Regions from separate parts of the Mus musculus genome. Here region 2 is linked to region 1. Evidence: chromatin loops called from intact Hi-C (ENCODE). Cell type or tissue: left cerebral cortex. All regions are shown on one strand. Links, peaks and the distances in the headings refer to the core of each region. The heading gives the core; the rest is flanking DNA.

Evidence for each region. A loop is a pair of places that touch in the nucleus more often than their neighbours do. Peaks named below come from ENCODE experiments on the same cell type or tissue, not always from the same donor. Only the 100,000 strongest peaks of a DNase experiment are listed, where the experiment ranks them.
Region 2: a loop joins it to region 1, with 2.6 times the contacts of the local background. A loop is called at or near these places in 10 of 42 quality-filtered maps.

What each region holds. Positions count from the first base shown.
Region 1 is chr14:63,063,681-63,071,284 of GRCm38, reverse strand. It overlaps Gm35908 (a long non-coding RNA gene), which reads right to left and starts at 468. Exons shown (of 4, transcript XR_874690.2): 1 at 371-468. In left cerebral cortex, for the core only: a CTCF peak has its summit at 4,453 (motif pointing left); a DNase peak (open chromatin) is centred at 4,460; H3K4me3 peaks cover 307 bases.
Region 2 is chr14:63,354,791-63,362,394 of GRCm38, reverse strand. It overlaps Gm36165 (a long non-coding RNA gene), which reads right to left and starts at 3,723. Exons shown (of 4, transcript XR_874703.1): 1 at 3,550-3,723. Gm46458 (predicted gene, 46458) reads left to right here. Exons shown (of 2, transcript NR_168493.1): 2 at 1,515-2,392. It also overlaps Gm4151. In left cerebral cortex, for the core only: a CTCF peak has its summit at 4,227 (motif pointing left); a DNase peak (open chromatin) is centred at 4,228.

The sequences.
Region 1 (7,604 bases), core at 2,976-5,475:
CTTAGCGCCGTCAGGAAGCCAAGAGCGATGAATGCGAATGCTCTGCTCATTGTTTTTTTGCCTTTTTATGTCCTGGGCATTCCGACCCATGCAGTGGAGCTTCTGTAGTGTGTGTGTGTGTGTGTGTGTGTGTGTGTGTGTGTGTGTGTGTGTGTGTGGTCTTCTCTCCTCAGTTAACCCAATCTAGAAGCTTCCTCATAGGCACACTCAAGGTGTGTCTCCCTGGTGATTCTAGGTTTTCTCTCGGTGATAATCGATACTAACCGCTTCTCTGTCACAATTACAAAGACAGCTCAATTCTTTCCCACCTCCGTTTGCATGGGCGGCTCTTCTCTCATGCCCACTCTTCTCTCTACAGCCATATCATTACCTGTGTTACATTTGGGACTCAGCCTAGGTGTCTCCTTCCCTGGGATGCCTGCAGGGAGGTAGGTACGGCAGCCTGACCTGATTTCTACAGACCTCGCAGTTTCTTGTTTTGAGTTTTGTTGCCCTGGGAACTCCGGCTGGCTAGTGAGCTGACTTTCCTCCCTTGGTGGCAGAGGCCACATTTCCATTGCCCAGCACAGGATGGCACGCATAGGTGCAAAGCAGGTAGCCAATGGTTGTTTTAACAGATCGATCAGAAAGATGTGAATTAGAAGCTCCCTGGATACTTAGTATATCCTAGCAGGCATCCAGGAGGAGAGGGACACTTTTCTATACAGGAAAAGACAACCACCAGGATTACCGTGGGGCAGGATTTAGATTTAAGCAGCGTTTCCCAGATAGACTCTGGGAGCCAAGGACAGTTTTGTGTTATTTGCTTTGGTGGGCAAGGAGAGACTCAATCCAAGTTTGGAAAATGCTTTAGGAAACCCACTTTCAAATTTGCCACTCACTAGGACTACAAATTGGTTTACTGGTGAGGGAGGCAGGGAAAGGGAGAAATGCCCATCAAAGATGAAGGATCAGGTAGGTGACTCTAGATCATGGCTGGGCCAGGGCCATTCCTTCTTAGCCAGGGCTCTGTCATACTCTCTCTGGGCGTCTTACCTGTGCATAGCTTCCTCTACTGTGCGGCACAGGGCTGTGTGTCAACCAGTTCCCCCAAACGATGTGTGTGGCCTCTGCGTGGCCGGAGGTTAAGTCATGTCTCCTCCTAGCTCAGAGGCTAAAGCCTCCTGCTTTTGAAACACCTTCACCAAAGTCAGAGGGCGACTGGAAAAGGTGATGATGGCGTTGGTGGCTGTCACCACTGTCTGCTGCTGGATCTCTCTGTGAATGCTAGTCTGACTCCTCTGTGATGTTGTGGCTGCATCACTGTTGTGGAACGCTGTGCTTCGAGCACATCAGCACATCAGCTATTACTATCTTAATCAGAGGAGCTGTGGTTACTCACAAGAGACCCTCCTGATTCAACCTGTGGAGGAGGGTCATAAGACCTTTACCTGAGACTCCAGCAACTCCATGTGGCTCAGAGTTAAGAGCACTGGCTGCTCTTCCAGACGCTTGAGTTCAAGTCTCTGCACTCACGTGATGGCTCACAGCTGTCTGTAATCCCAGTTTAAGGAAATTCAGTGCCCCTTTCTGGCTTCCATAGGTACCAGGCTACTGGAGAGTGTGGAGCTCAAGGAGACCCTCAGGCAGGATTAAGACTCAGGATGGTCAAGGCACATCCAGAGGCTGGAAAAACTAGGATTTTGCCAAGCAATCTATAAATATTTCAACACTGTATAGTGTAAGGCTGTGTGTGATGTGCGTGAACATTTTGCGGGGTTGGGGCATGGTTTATTATTCCAGTTTAAAGGCCAGAATACGAAGGTTCAGGGAAACGATTTGCTGAAGGTAAATCAACGATTGAGCAAGATAGTCAAGACTCTTGCACAGGCTTTGAAATGAAGTGTCTTCTAGGCAGAGAGGAGGTGTCCCATAGAACACTTCCAAGTCTAGGTTGACATCCAGGATGGACATGCCAGCAGTTTTGGGGGTCTCTGGGGGTCCCAGCTGTCTGGTATTCCCCACCCCATGAATTCCCTTGGTAGCTAGCTTCTGGTTAATTTAGTAACTGCCACAAGAGGGATGTCACTTCTGTGATTAGACCACAGGAATCTGACTTTGGTCTTGCTGTCAGACTGTCCCTTGATGGCTTTGACAAGATAAGATTTGAGGGCTACATGGCAAGCACAGGAAAGCCACTCTACCAAAGCCAAATGGGAGCTGAGCCACATTCCATCATCCCCCAAAGGAACCCCCTCCTCACACACAACGACTCATAAGGACACCCCTCCCTTGTCGAGTCTTCAGAGACCCCCTCCCCTTCTCTAACAGTCACCGTGTTGGGAGAACAAATTTTAAACCAAGAACATTCTCTCAAGTATTTGATAACAGTCATTATAAATATGAACCAAATCAGGACTGAACCCAGGTCTCAACAGGTCCCTAAAGATATTAATAGAATCTAGAAGCCACTTTTGCCTGGAGGACATTTGTCATGCCTAGCCAATTGGATTTCGTTTTGAGAGCCTCACAGAGAATGGGAGACAGAAATAAACCCGAGCCCAAATCAACCAAAAAACAGAATAGAAAAATGTCCCCACACTGCGCAGGAATCCTGAAGGGCTATATCCCTACAGTCAGGTCATCCCTACAGTCAGGTTAAACCAGATGTATGCCAGTTTCCTAGGGGTGGAAATCACATAGTCTGGGTAGTCCAGGGAGCATTTAGCTTTGAATTGGATTGAAGGTGGTTCTGTAGAGGCATTAAGCAAGCAGAATTCTCTTTGAAGGAAAGTGTTTTCATCTTGGTTTCAAATTGAAAAATAATTTCAATAAGTAACTTTTCCAGTAGAATGGTCCTGACACAGGAAAGATAACTTTGTACCCAAAGAGATGAAACTGCTTCAAGGGGAAGCTGTTTTGGGTGCTGGGGTACATATACAAGGGCTCTTCCCAGCGTACCCCACAAATTGTTTGCAGCACCAATCCAGGCAAGATCCTTTCAGCAGAAGTCTTGGTGCACGGGGGTTGCCATCAAAGGCATTTTTTCTTCCTGGTGCTTTAGCCTGGGTTCTGCGAGGGCTATGGACACAACATCTTCGTGTTGCTATGTCAGGACAGACTCTGCCTGTATGGTCGTGTCCATCCCAGGAGGACAGCACCAAGGCAGAGGGAGGAGGGAGAAGTGCTTTTCTGAATGGAGATTCGTCAATGTACTTCTGTCTGCTGTAGTTATCAGTGTTGCTATTTCAGTGAAGAATGGTGGAGCCTTCACCAGGCTCATGCCAGACGCCGTGGGGGTGGGTGTCTGGGCAGTGATAGGGCAGGGTCCCTCTCTGTCGTCAGAAAGTTTGAGCTCTCGCCAAGGTTTCCGTAGGTCGCTGAGATAGGGCCCCGGCTCTCTGGAGACAGGCATGACCTCGGGCGGGCCCCTCGTCATTGAACTGAGAGGGCTCCGTGTCAGCCTGAACTTAGTGGTGATAAGGGCCAGATAATGGTAGCCAAACTCCCACGGCCTCTCTAGGCCTTCTCAGGCCCGGAGGCCAGAGAAAGGGCAGGTCAGGGAGGGGCCAGGAGAGGAGGGGGTGCAGGGTGGCCGTGTCTCTAAGCTGTTGGGAACCCGAGGTCTCCAGGAACCCCAGGATCTGTTTGTGGGTCCATATCCCTTGTCGAGCCCAGACACCAGGACTGGGGGTATGGTCACCAGAAGCCCTGAGGGGTCATCAGGTTGTGAGCCCTTCCTTCCCTACCCTGTTCAATTTCCTCAATTTTACTGTATCTGTTAGCTATTTTCATGGGTAAGGTTAGGAGTGGATGCCTGTGTCCTGGCTGCCATGAATTTAGAGGCCAGAGATAATCGTCAGAAGAAGCCAAACTTGGTCACGTCGGCACAGCTCTGAGAGGTTTCTGGTGTCTATGCTCTCTGACTCCGAGAGTCACCTAATGCCTCACCTTACAACACACTCCTTTAATAACAGCTAAATCTGTGTGTGCCCAAGGGGATGACGCTCCAAAGCTCTGGGCTGTGAGTCTATCTGTACATCAAGACGGCAGGTTGTGGATTCCAAACTGAAGACCTTCAGAAATAGCTCCAGCTTTTCTGCTCATGTCAGTCGGTAGGGAGCCACAATCACGTGACAGGAGTCAGAGGTACAGTATGCAGTGATGATTTGTCCCTGAGCCACCTGTCCTTGGAGAAGGGCCTCTAATTCACGCATAGGTCACTTGAGCAGCTTGAATGGCAGCCCAGAAGTCCCACACCTCTGCTGGTGTCCTTGTCCTCTGGAGCCTTCTGCCTAGGGCAAGAATTGGAAGAAACGATTCCAGGTGTTATCGTTTCCGAAGCAGAAGACTGAAGCCCCTTTTCCGTTTCGCTAGAAGGTGTTTTCATCTGCACAACACAGCTAAATCTTTATTTTGTTTTGTTTTGTTTAAATAAAAAAATGCCTCGCTGATCGAGGCTCTAGTGCCATCTGCTGGAATTTTCAGGCATTGCATGGGTGTCTGTAGCGTTCAAATGCAGTCTTAGGTTAAACGTGCAGCTGTCTATTTATAAGTATATGCTCAGAAATAGCTCACAACATGACTGTAAATGATGAAAACAGCCTCCAGGTGGCAGGCTTACCTGGCTAGGTTAGAATAGAGGCATCGACAAAGATTTACGCTGTAGCTGAAATGATTTGCTCTTTTTTCCTCTTAAGGTATCTGAAGCCAGTGTGGCAAAATGCTAACGTTCACTAAAAGTTACAGGTGCAGCCAGGTGTAGTGGCTCACCCCTTTAATCCGAGCATCTGAGAGGTAGAGGCAGGTGGATCTCTGTGAGTTTGAGGCCAGCCTGGTCTTCAGAGTGAGTTCCAGGACAGTCATGGCCACACAGAGAAACCCTACCTCAGAAAACATACAAACAAACAAACACCAACCAACCAATCAAACAAACAAACAAAACTTATGGGTGCTCATATTGGGAATTGGTTTTATGTACTGTTCTTTGTGTTTAATATAGCCTACCATGGTAATAATTATATAGTATAGCAGTCTTTATTATGCTATAGGAGATTTCAATTCATCATGTGTTGTATACCTACATCCATATAAGGGTAATAGATAACAACAAAGTCATAGGTTGGAGCGATGACTCAGCAGTTAAAAACCACTTGCTGCTTTTGCAGAAGACCTTGGTTCAGGTCCCAGTACACGCAAGAAAGCTCACAGCTGTCAGCAACTCCAGTTCCAGGGGATCAGAGACCCTCTTCTGACCTCCTGAGACATCAGGCACACGTGTGAAACATATACATACACACAGGTATTCACATATCCATATAGAATAAAACATAGATCTTAAAGACCAACAGCGTCACAAAAATGTAAAATGGGTTGTCTGGGCTCCTGCAGGAGTTGGGTTTATAACAGAAGAGCTCCCTGGTGGCTGTTGCCATTCACAGGTCTCCTGGAGTGGATCCGGGTAACTGAGTAGCAGTCAGGCTCATGTATGGCCTAGAGAACAATGTAACTCTTCAGCAGAGTGACAATATGAAGACCTGTGTAACAGATGTGATCTTTTGTTGCAAACCACCCTGCTTTCCTCCGGGAACAGTCAGCAGGAACCATCAGAATGTCAGCAGCATGGAATCTGGACTCCGCAAAGAAGAACCCACAGAGAGGCAGAAGGAGGTTGCTAAGATGTTTACAGGTCAAGGTTCAGGTTGTAGACATGGTCACACACCTCACTCTCCCGCTGTGAGTCCTCAGGTCAGAGTCATCAGCACTGGGCACTGGGCTCGCAGGCTCTGACAATTCTGGTACAGGTTTGTGGGCGAGGGTTGGCAGGATCTTGGTCAGTACACAGTAAGCACTGTGGGGCTGGTGGTGGGTTGGGGTGGGGAAGGTGGGGAGGTGGGCATGTGTGTGGCTGAAGCAGCTCTCTTAGACTATATTTTGTGAAACAGCAGTTTTATTCAGGAGTAGCAAGGGCTATATAAATCTTGGGGAGTAGGCAGGAGAGTGTACATTACTGGGGCTCAGGAGATGGGAATGCTTTATTTGCATGAAGAGGGATTCCAGGTGCTTAAGTCTGTAAGGTGCCCAAGAGTCTATGTGGCTTCCTCAAGAAAGATAGAGGTGGGGGTCGGGGGTCATGGAACTATGTGCCCTGGGGCAAGCAGGCCAAGAATAGTGTAGGGGAATCCTTACTCCTGCCCAGATAAGATTTTGATCTCAAAGTGGGATTTTCATGGTTTGGATGCCTCTTCCCCTCATTCTTGTTCCAGGTCTGTTCTTGGTCACACTTGTCCCACACACGTTCATAATATAGTTTTAAAAAAAATACTCCAGGCACACCCTGTTCTTTTATTTACATTGTATGTGTGTTTTATTTAGGTTGTCTCCATAGATTTTAAAAATAAAATATGCTACAGATTTCAAAGTGATTGTTTTGAGGTTTTTGTTTGTTGTTTTTGTTTTGCTCTTTAATGTCTTCAGTTGCTTACTTCAAAGCAAGAACAGAATCCTGGGGTACCAGGTATGGAAAGGGAATTGACAGACAGTATTCAGTTTGTTTTGGTGGCTGGAGCTCAGGCTGGGCAGGTGGTTGTGGATCAGGAAGCAGAGCCTGCGGACCAGGACATAGATCCTGGTGACCAGGTGCCTGGGTTTTGCATCTCACAGTTTGTGTGTGTGGTGGGGTGATGAGTTCTGCAGCCTGTCAGTGATAGCTGGAGCCAGCAGCCCTTTTAAATTAGGACCCTTGAAAGATAGACTACTCAATGGAGGGAGCTTTCTTGGGAAAAACCAAAACCAAAACCAAAAACGAAAAACACCTGCTGGTGAGGGAGGCTTTGCTAGGGCTCTAAATGCGACAAATACCTTCCATGTAATCCACCCAGGGATGAACTCACAGACAGATGTCACATAGACATAAAACTATGCTACTTTGCCTCACAAAGAGAAGAGAGGATGGTTGGAGCTCACTGGCCACAGGCCTAGCTTCAGGCTCAATGAGAGCCCCTGCCTCAGGTGAGCGAGGTGAAGAAAAATAAATAAAAATAAAAATAAAAATAAAAATAAAAATAAAAAGGTTAGCTCTAACTAAGCTCTTTTCTGGATTAGTAGTGCTACTTTTCAGTAAACCCTTCTTCCATGTGCGCTAGCAAGGGCAGGTATCACGTGACTCAGAGCCTTCACCAGCTTATTTTCCATACTTGCTTCCTTTTTAACCTCTGATATACATTTGCCACGGAAAACAAGATCGTTTAAAAAGAAAGTCCTAGGGCTGGTGAGATGGCTCAGTGGTTAAGAGCACTGACTGCTCTTTCAGAGGTCCTGAGTTCAAATCCCAGCAACCACATGGTGGCTCACACCACTCTGTAATGAGATCTGATGCCCTCTTCTGCTGTGTCTGAAGACAGTGTACTTATATATAATAAGTAAATAAACCTTTAAAAAAAAAGAAAGAAAATCCTAATTGTGTTTAGATCATTAGATTTAAAATTAGTGAATTATAATATAGAGACATTTCCTTCCATTGTAGAACATCTCAGATCATGTACCCTATGCAAAAAGGCCACCTGTCACTTTGGGGGCCTTATGAGGTGTCATAGTCAGCATTTTTGGTTTTTTGTTTGTTTGTT
Region 2 (7,604 bases), core at 3,290-5,789, 290 kb before region 1:
CTCTCTCTCTCTCTCTCTCTGTGTGTGTGTGTGTGTGCATGCATATACTTGTATACATGTGCCTGCAAGAGACCCAATGTTGATGTCAGGAATCTTCCTGGATTGCTTTCTACCCTGTTCAGTTAGGGGAGAACTATTAATCAAACCCAGTTCATCGTCAATACAGATACTTTTGCTAGTCAGAGAGCTGCGGGTATCCTGTCTCTGCTTCTGAGGTTGAAACTGCAGACACCCACCTGGCTTTACAAGGGTTTCTGGGAATCTGAACTACAGTCCTCAGACTTGCATACTAACAAGTTGAATAGGCCCTCTGGAACCTTGTTCCTTGGGGCTGTAATGACGAAGTCCCACAGGGTGACTTCCATGCAACTGAGGCTTATCACACTAAACAGTGGACACCAGGATGCCAGCATGCTGGAGTCCTACCCAGTGTTCTCTTCTGAGCTGTAGCTGGCAAGCTTCTTTGTCCTCACATGATGGAAAGAGGAGCAGAGAGCTCCCTGGGTCCCTTTTTATAAAGGCACAAAGCCCATTCATGAGGGCTCCAAGGCCAATTGCTTCCCAAAGACTCAACATGTATGGAGGGTCCATAGACATTCTGTTCACTGCAGCAGGACTTGTGGATAAGGCCCACGTGTGGTGATGGCCACATATTGACCGTGAGGACCTGTGGCAGAAGCTCACTGCCCTGGGCTTCTGTGTCTTGTTCTGTGTGTGGTGATTATACCACATCTTCTGCAGTAGCTGAAGGATCAAAAAGAGCTTTGTAAACTCCAGCCTCTGTTTTGTTTTGTTTTGTTTTATTTTGTTTTGTTTTGTTTTGTTTTGTTTTGTTTTGTTTTGTTTTGTTTTGTTTTGTTTTGTAAGGGTTATGGGAAGAGGGATGGGTAGGTAGATAGTGGTAGTTGCTGTTTTCATTGCTATTAAAGGTCCCAGTAAGTCAGTGACCCCCAGTTTTTCCTGGAACCAGACTCACTGGGGGTGTCTCCAGACTCATAGAAGGCAAAGTACCCCGCCCAGGGCCATCTGAGACTAGTTGTGAGGGGAAATGGGGATGGCACCTTGGAGAAGCATAGCCCACACTAATAGCATTCAGACATTCTCACTCTCTCTCTCTGCTGAGTGGCCTGCACTCAACTCTACCCTCTTCCCAGTGTCCTGGGGCCCACCATTTCAAGGGCAGTGACATGCATAGACACAGAAAGTGGAATGGTGGGGCTGATGGTGTGGGGATGTGAGAGATGCAGGGTGAGCATCTACAGAGTCCCAAGCCTCCATTTGGGAAGTGGAATAGATCTAGGAGTAAATGGTTAGACCTAAGGAATGTGCTCATGTCACTGGGGGTCCTCTTTAAAACCGTTAAGATGGTCACTCTGATACTGAATGTATTTTGTCATAATAAAATAAAATGTAAACAAAGCTAAGGTAAGTTCCTAACCTGAAAAAAAACAAACAAACAAACAAACAAACAAACAAAAAACTCAAAAAGAGTTTATGCAACTTCTTTCCTCTAGGTACAAACTCAGGAGGCCCTCTGTGACTGTGTTCTGATGAAGACTGGTCCCTCTAGCTGGACAGTGGTGGCGCATCCCTTTAATCCCGGCACGCAGGAGGCAGAGGCAGGCAGATCTCTGAGTTTGAGGCCAGCCTGGACTACAGAGCAAGTTTCAGGACAGCCAGAGCTACGCAGAGAAACCCTGATTTTCACAGACAAACAAACCAGGCTTGGTGTAGATCTCCAGTCCCAGCTACTCAGAAGCCTGGGGCAGAAGAACTGACAGCTCAAGGCTTTCTTGTTTTATTCAGATTGTTCAAAGCCAACTGGACAACTTGGTCAATGAAACAAGAACAGCAAGAAAACTGGGGAGGTAGCTCAGGGGTAGAGCCCTTGCCTAGCCAGAGGCAAGTTCAGGCCCTGATCTGGGCACAGCCTTCTATGACCTCTGCTCTACTCTGACTACTATAAGATGAACGGATTTTAGATTCCACGTGAGAGTGAGTGACAGGATGTGGATTCTGTTTCTCTGCCTGGCTAATTTCACTAAACATAAAGCCCTCGATTTCTCATCGTGTTGCAGCTAATGTCAGGCTTCCATGTTTCTATGACTGCAGAGCCTTCCTGTGTATTTGAGTTCCACTCCTTTATCCATTCACCTGGCAGTGGGCCTCATCATGCCAGCACCACTATGAATAGTGTCAAGGCCAGTATACTTTAAAAAAAATAAATGTCACTAGTTTCTATAGGACCGTCTTTGTAGGTATCAGGGACCATTTATCATAAATGGAGGTCTTTATGACTTTTTTCTACTCTTTCTTGAGTAAAACTATTTCTCCTCAAGAAACAAGCAACTGGGGAAGGGAAATCTTTTATTAAATATTTTGCTCTATTTCAGTCATAAGTGTGTATGTATAATGGCATAATGTGTATAATGTCATAATGCTATATGATAATATAGCATTCACTGTGAGCACATGACCTTGAGACTACAGTTATGGGGTTTGGAGACACCACACTGTTCACAGGGAAGAAGGCTGCTGTTCCAGGTGACGCCACCCCTGAGACTGTAGGTTCAGTCTAAGTCATCTCTTCTGAGCTTGACATCTGAGAGAAGTGTGCTGGATGGGTGGAGGTGTGAGGATGGACCAGTGGCTATGTGTGTGTGGGGGGGCTCTAACTCTTGTCCTTTCTCCACCCTGCCACTCCAATCCCTCTCCTGTCTCTGTAGCCTCCTGGCCACCACCTCCACCTCCCTCCTCACAGCTTTCTCCTCTGGCAGGGTGGCTATCTGCGACCCATCAGCTGAACAAGGCATTTGTCAACTCTAATGGATGGAGAGCCCAACCCTGACATCCTTCATGCATCCCCAGGGGCTTTGATCTTCTTGTCTACACACATAAATGAGAGGACTACTGAGGCATTCAGGATGAGGCACCAGGAATGTCTTTGCAGAGGTGCTTTGGCCTGCAGAAGATAAGAGTAATGAGCTGCCATCCCAGGCCATTAGGGCCAGAGCTCCAGGGGACTCTTCATGGAAAAGTTAGTCAGGAGGCTGGCTTCAAGGGATCTCCCTGTCATTACTCCTTGTTGGTGTTTATATCTGTGGGATGTAGATGAAGAGGCTCGTCCCTCTGGTACCGCCTTCCCTCCTCAAAGATTACACTCAACTGTGGTTGACACTTGCCAAGGTCTCCCTGCCCAACATGGGGTCACGTATGGTTACTGTCAGGGGTTTTGGAGTTGGGGGCTTGTCGGGGGCAGGTATTTCTAGGGCCTGTGGAGTCATAGCTGGCTTAGGAAAGTTTTCCATACTATTGCAAACCTGTCTGGTCTCTTCCATCTTACTGCATCTTTTGAAGGACCAAAAAAGAAAAACAGGATTACTGTCCTCACTGAAGTCCAAACATGAGATTGGCAGGAGTGAGTGTTTGTGGATAGGGATACTTTGAGTGGACACTCAAATGATCAAATGGCATCAGTGCGGCAGACAAAGGTCCCATGATTGGTCGGGAGAGCAAGCAAAGCAGCGGTTCTGATCTCGCAGCACTGACCTGTCTGTTCAGCTCCCTCCATTGGCTGACAGGCTCACACCATGTGTGTCACTGGGACAGGTGTGTGGTGACAGGACACATCCCAATGGTCTGCTTTCTTCCTCCATGAGCTCAGCTTCCAGCAGGATTTCTCTTTCGTACAACAGCTTTCTATGAAACTGGAAGTGGTCCTGCAAAGCCATTCTCTCCCCCTCCCCCTCCCCATCCCTCTCCCCCTCCCCCTCGCCCTCCTCCTCTCCCTCTCCCTCCCCCTCCTACCTCTCCCTCCCCTTCCTACCTTCCTCCTCCGTCCCCCCTTACATTTCCATACTTTCAGTATCACTAGGATATCCTTACCTGTCCCCTCCTGAATGTGTCTGCTAATGGGTGTCTCACTTCCATCTTTGACTTGTTGGCTGCTTTGAGTTCTTTCTGTGTTGGGCTCATACCTGTTTGCCCAAAATACTGATAGGATGCTGGGCTTTCCTCCTGGCCCTTGGCTAAGCAGAACAAGCACAACTCGTGTCCATGGTTCTTATGTGGTCCATGAAAGGTCTTGCTCTATTCCTGTCAAATGGTGAGAGGATTTTTTTTTTTCTATTCCACTCACTTTACCCAGGCCAACACTAACTCTCAGAGAGCTTTCCTATGGATTAGAAAGATGCACTTCCCACACTACTGCCACCTGGTGGACATATGCTGTAATGATCCTGTGAAGGCCAGTGCCCAAATGCCTTGCTTTGCTTTAAGTGTCAAGAGGCCCATTAAGGAACCTTGTCACAAGTGCCTACTGAAGCCTAGCTTTTCCTACTTTTTCGCTGTCTAAAACACTTCAGTCCCCACTGGGATCACCCTCCCCTGTCCTCATAGCTCACTCTCTGGATCAAACCTGCTAAGGGGCCCCATCCTATACCGTTATGTTTGTAATATCCTTTCTTTCATTCAACAGCTTCTGAGTGGGGACTTGCATAGACCCCATTGTCCCTAGAAGTCACATACAGAGTCAACATTGGTTATCACAGCCCCTACCTAATCTGGAAGTCCTCTTTGTGGCTACCAGTTCTGTGGGGCCAGCTACTACCATAGAGCGCAGATTGGCATGTGTCAGCTGCCAGGTCATGGTCCTTGACAGCATTAAACATCCTTCCTGGGGCTGTGATACTCTCACCTGTAGTTTGGGAAGGAGAGCCTGTCCTGTCTTTATTCCCAGGGACACAAGGTCACATACACACAATGGGTAAATGTAAGAACTGTCCCTGTCTGGAGTCACTTTCTGTCCCTGATCATTGTCTAGAAGAGGGATCTAAGTTTTAGCCACCATCTATCCCTGCTGTACCCAGAGTTTGCTCAGCCTGGCTGGTTGGCAGGGTCTTCCTTAGCTGCAGAAAGAGTTAGGAGAACTAGGAAGGCCCTTCAGATGCCAGGAATTCTTTACAACATGTCTATTTCAGTTGCTACATTGCTGCCTTAAATTACTGAGATGCCGGGGCAGCCAGCCTGCCTCTGACCACTCATGTGCCTCCCATCCTAGCCCTGACCCTATCCTCCTCAGTGCCCTTCGTGGGCATCACAGCCCGAGACAGTCTGAGCCTGGACTCTATCCAGAACAGAGCCAGGATAGGGCCCAGCTCTCCTCAGAGCATTTGAGCCAATTAAAATGACAAATGACTGAAGCTTATCTTGCCTCCTCTGCCTTCTCCCCCTCCACTCTGCATTTAGACCTTCCCTTCCAGGGAAATGGGCTGGGAACACCTTCCCTCCTCCAGGCCTGCGAACCTTCCAAAGTTGGTGATGACGTGACGCATGGCTGTTCCTCTACCTCCCCACCAGACCACTAGTGTTCTGGGAGCCTTGCTCTACAATGGAGAACAAGGAAGAGGCAGAGGAGATGGGGAGAAAAATAAGACCACTGGCTCAAAATCTTTTAGACTGTGTGTGTGTGTGTGTATGTGTGTGTGTGTGTGTGTGTGTGTGTGTGTGTGAGAGAGAGAGAGAGAGAGAGAGAGAGAGAGAGAGAGAGAGAGACCATTAGTTTGGGGTCAGAGGTTGATGTCTTCCTCAGTCATCTTCCATCTTACTTTTTGAAACAGGATATGTCGCTAAATCCACAGCTTACCGGATCACTGATTTGGTAGAGTGGACCAGGGATATGCCTGTCTGCCTCATTGCACCTGGCTTTAAAAAAAATAGGTTGTGGATTCAAACTCAGGTCTTCATACCTGCATGATGAGCACTTTACAGCCTAAGCCATCTCCATAGCCCAAAAAAACTGGGTTTTTTTGTTTGTTTGTTTTGTTTTGTTTTGTTTTTACGGTAGAAATCCTTGGAGCTTATTTTAAGCTCTGGCCTTGGGCTTTAGAGTTCTAACAAAAGGTGGTATAATCACAGCAAGGATGACCATCCCCCATGCCTGCCCAGGAAAGAGGCAGGAGACAGTCACATGCAAGCCCATCTCTCAGGTAGGCCATCTCCAGTGGGAATTCGTCCATCAGGGAGACCCTTCTGCAGGAAGAGGCCCATCTCAGGGGAGGACTGTCTAGAGCGGAGGCCAGCAGGTAGAAATAAGAGATGTGGATGGTCTGTGACTCGTGTTCGTCAATCTCGTGCCTGGTACCCCCACCTCAAGGCATCTGTCCTAACTTCCCTAGGAAGCAGAACTTCCACCTCTGCATTTAGCCGATTTAAAGGTCTCCACTATCATCAACAAGACGTTCATTTAAGATCTAAATGGAAGTCTAAACACAGCCCTTTGCTTTTATCATGCCCCCAATGGACTCCTGCCGATCCTTCAAAACCCAGTCCGATTACTCCCCCGTTTATGTGCCCTGCCCTCTGTGAGGCTATAATTACTTCATTGAGTTCATTGGTATTTTCATAACTGTCTGCTACATGCCAGGCACACCGTTGGCCCCGTGAATGGCTGAATAACTAGGAGGAAGGAAATTCTTCCCTCTTCTAGGCATGTGCTTAAGTTGAAAGAAGCAAACAGAAATTTCCTTAAAACTAAGCCAGGTGGGTCCTCAACAGTAGATCCAAGGCTGTCATTGGGGTACAAGCCTGTAATCCCAGCACTGAGGCAGGAAGGTTGCGAGTTCAAAGTCATCCTTGGCTACATCCTGAGTTCAAGGTAAGCCTGGGCTACTTGAAACTGTGTCTCAAATCAACAACAACTGAAAGCAAACAGAACAGACCACTACACACACACACACACACACACACACACACACACACACACACACGGCCTCCTTTGGTTTCCTGTGCTGAGTTTTGTATGTGGCCTCCAGGTAGGTTCAACAGGTGTGAAAGTTCCTCTCTAACACACAGCTTCATGCTGAATGCTTCTCTTTCTGATAGAACTTGGGGCTCACAGGTCCCCAGCTTCTTGGGTCTGAGCTACTGCAGTAGACTTCTAGTTGACCAACTACTAACATAGCTTCCTAGGCTGACCTCCTGGGCACCACTGTGAGCCAGGCAAGCACCCACTTCCCACGGAAATACACAGTTCAGTGCAGGCCCAGTTATGGGTCCTGGAATGATGGGGCTAAGAAGAGCTCAGGGATCCATCAGTTAGCCATGCACGGAGATGGTGGTGGCCCTCCCTGCACAGGGCAGGGACACAGTTTAGACAGTGGGCTCTCAGAAACCCAGCACAATCAGCAGATTGTACACTCCTTGCCTGCTTAAAGCATGGATGGATGCTCAACAATGGCCAACCACTGCACTCCCTGCTCTTCAGGTCTGGGTGCTGCACCACACTCAGACATGGCCTGCGGTAGTGACGCTAGTGTTGTGATTGATGGAGGCAGAAATTAGTACACATGTGAAGCATGCTCTGTGTCCATGTGTCCATGTGTCCATCCCTCGTACCTGTGGCCTCACATGAACTTTGAGACTCTAGGGAAAAGATATCTATACTAGTTCCAGGTTGAAAACAAGGAGAGGAGGCTTAGCAAATGGTACCACTTGCCTACACGCTCACTGCCTTTGTCCCTGAGGGAACATGTAGGGATGACAGGTGCACACGAGGCAAGGGTACCAGCCCAAGGGCTTGTTCAGAGCCAGAGGCACCAGCTCTC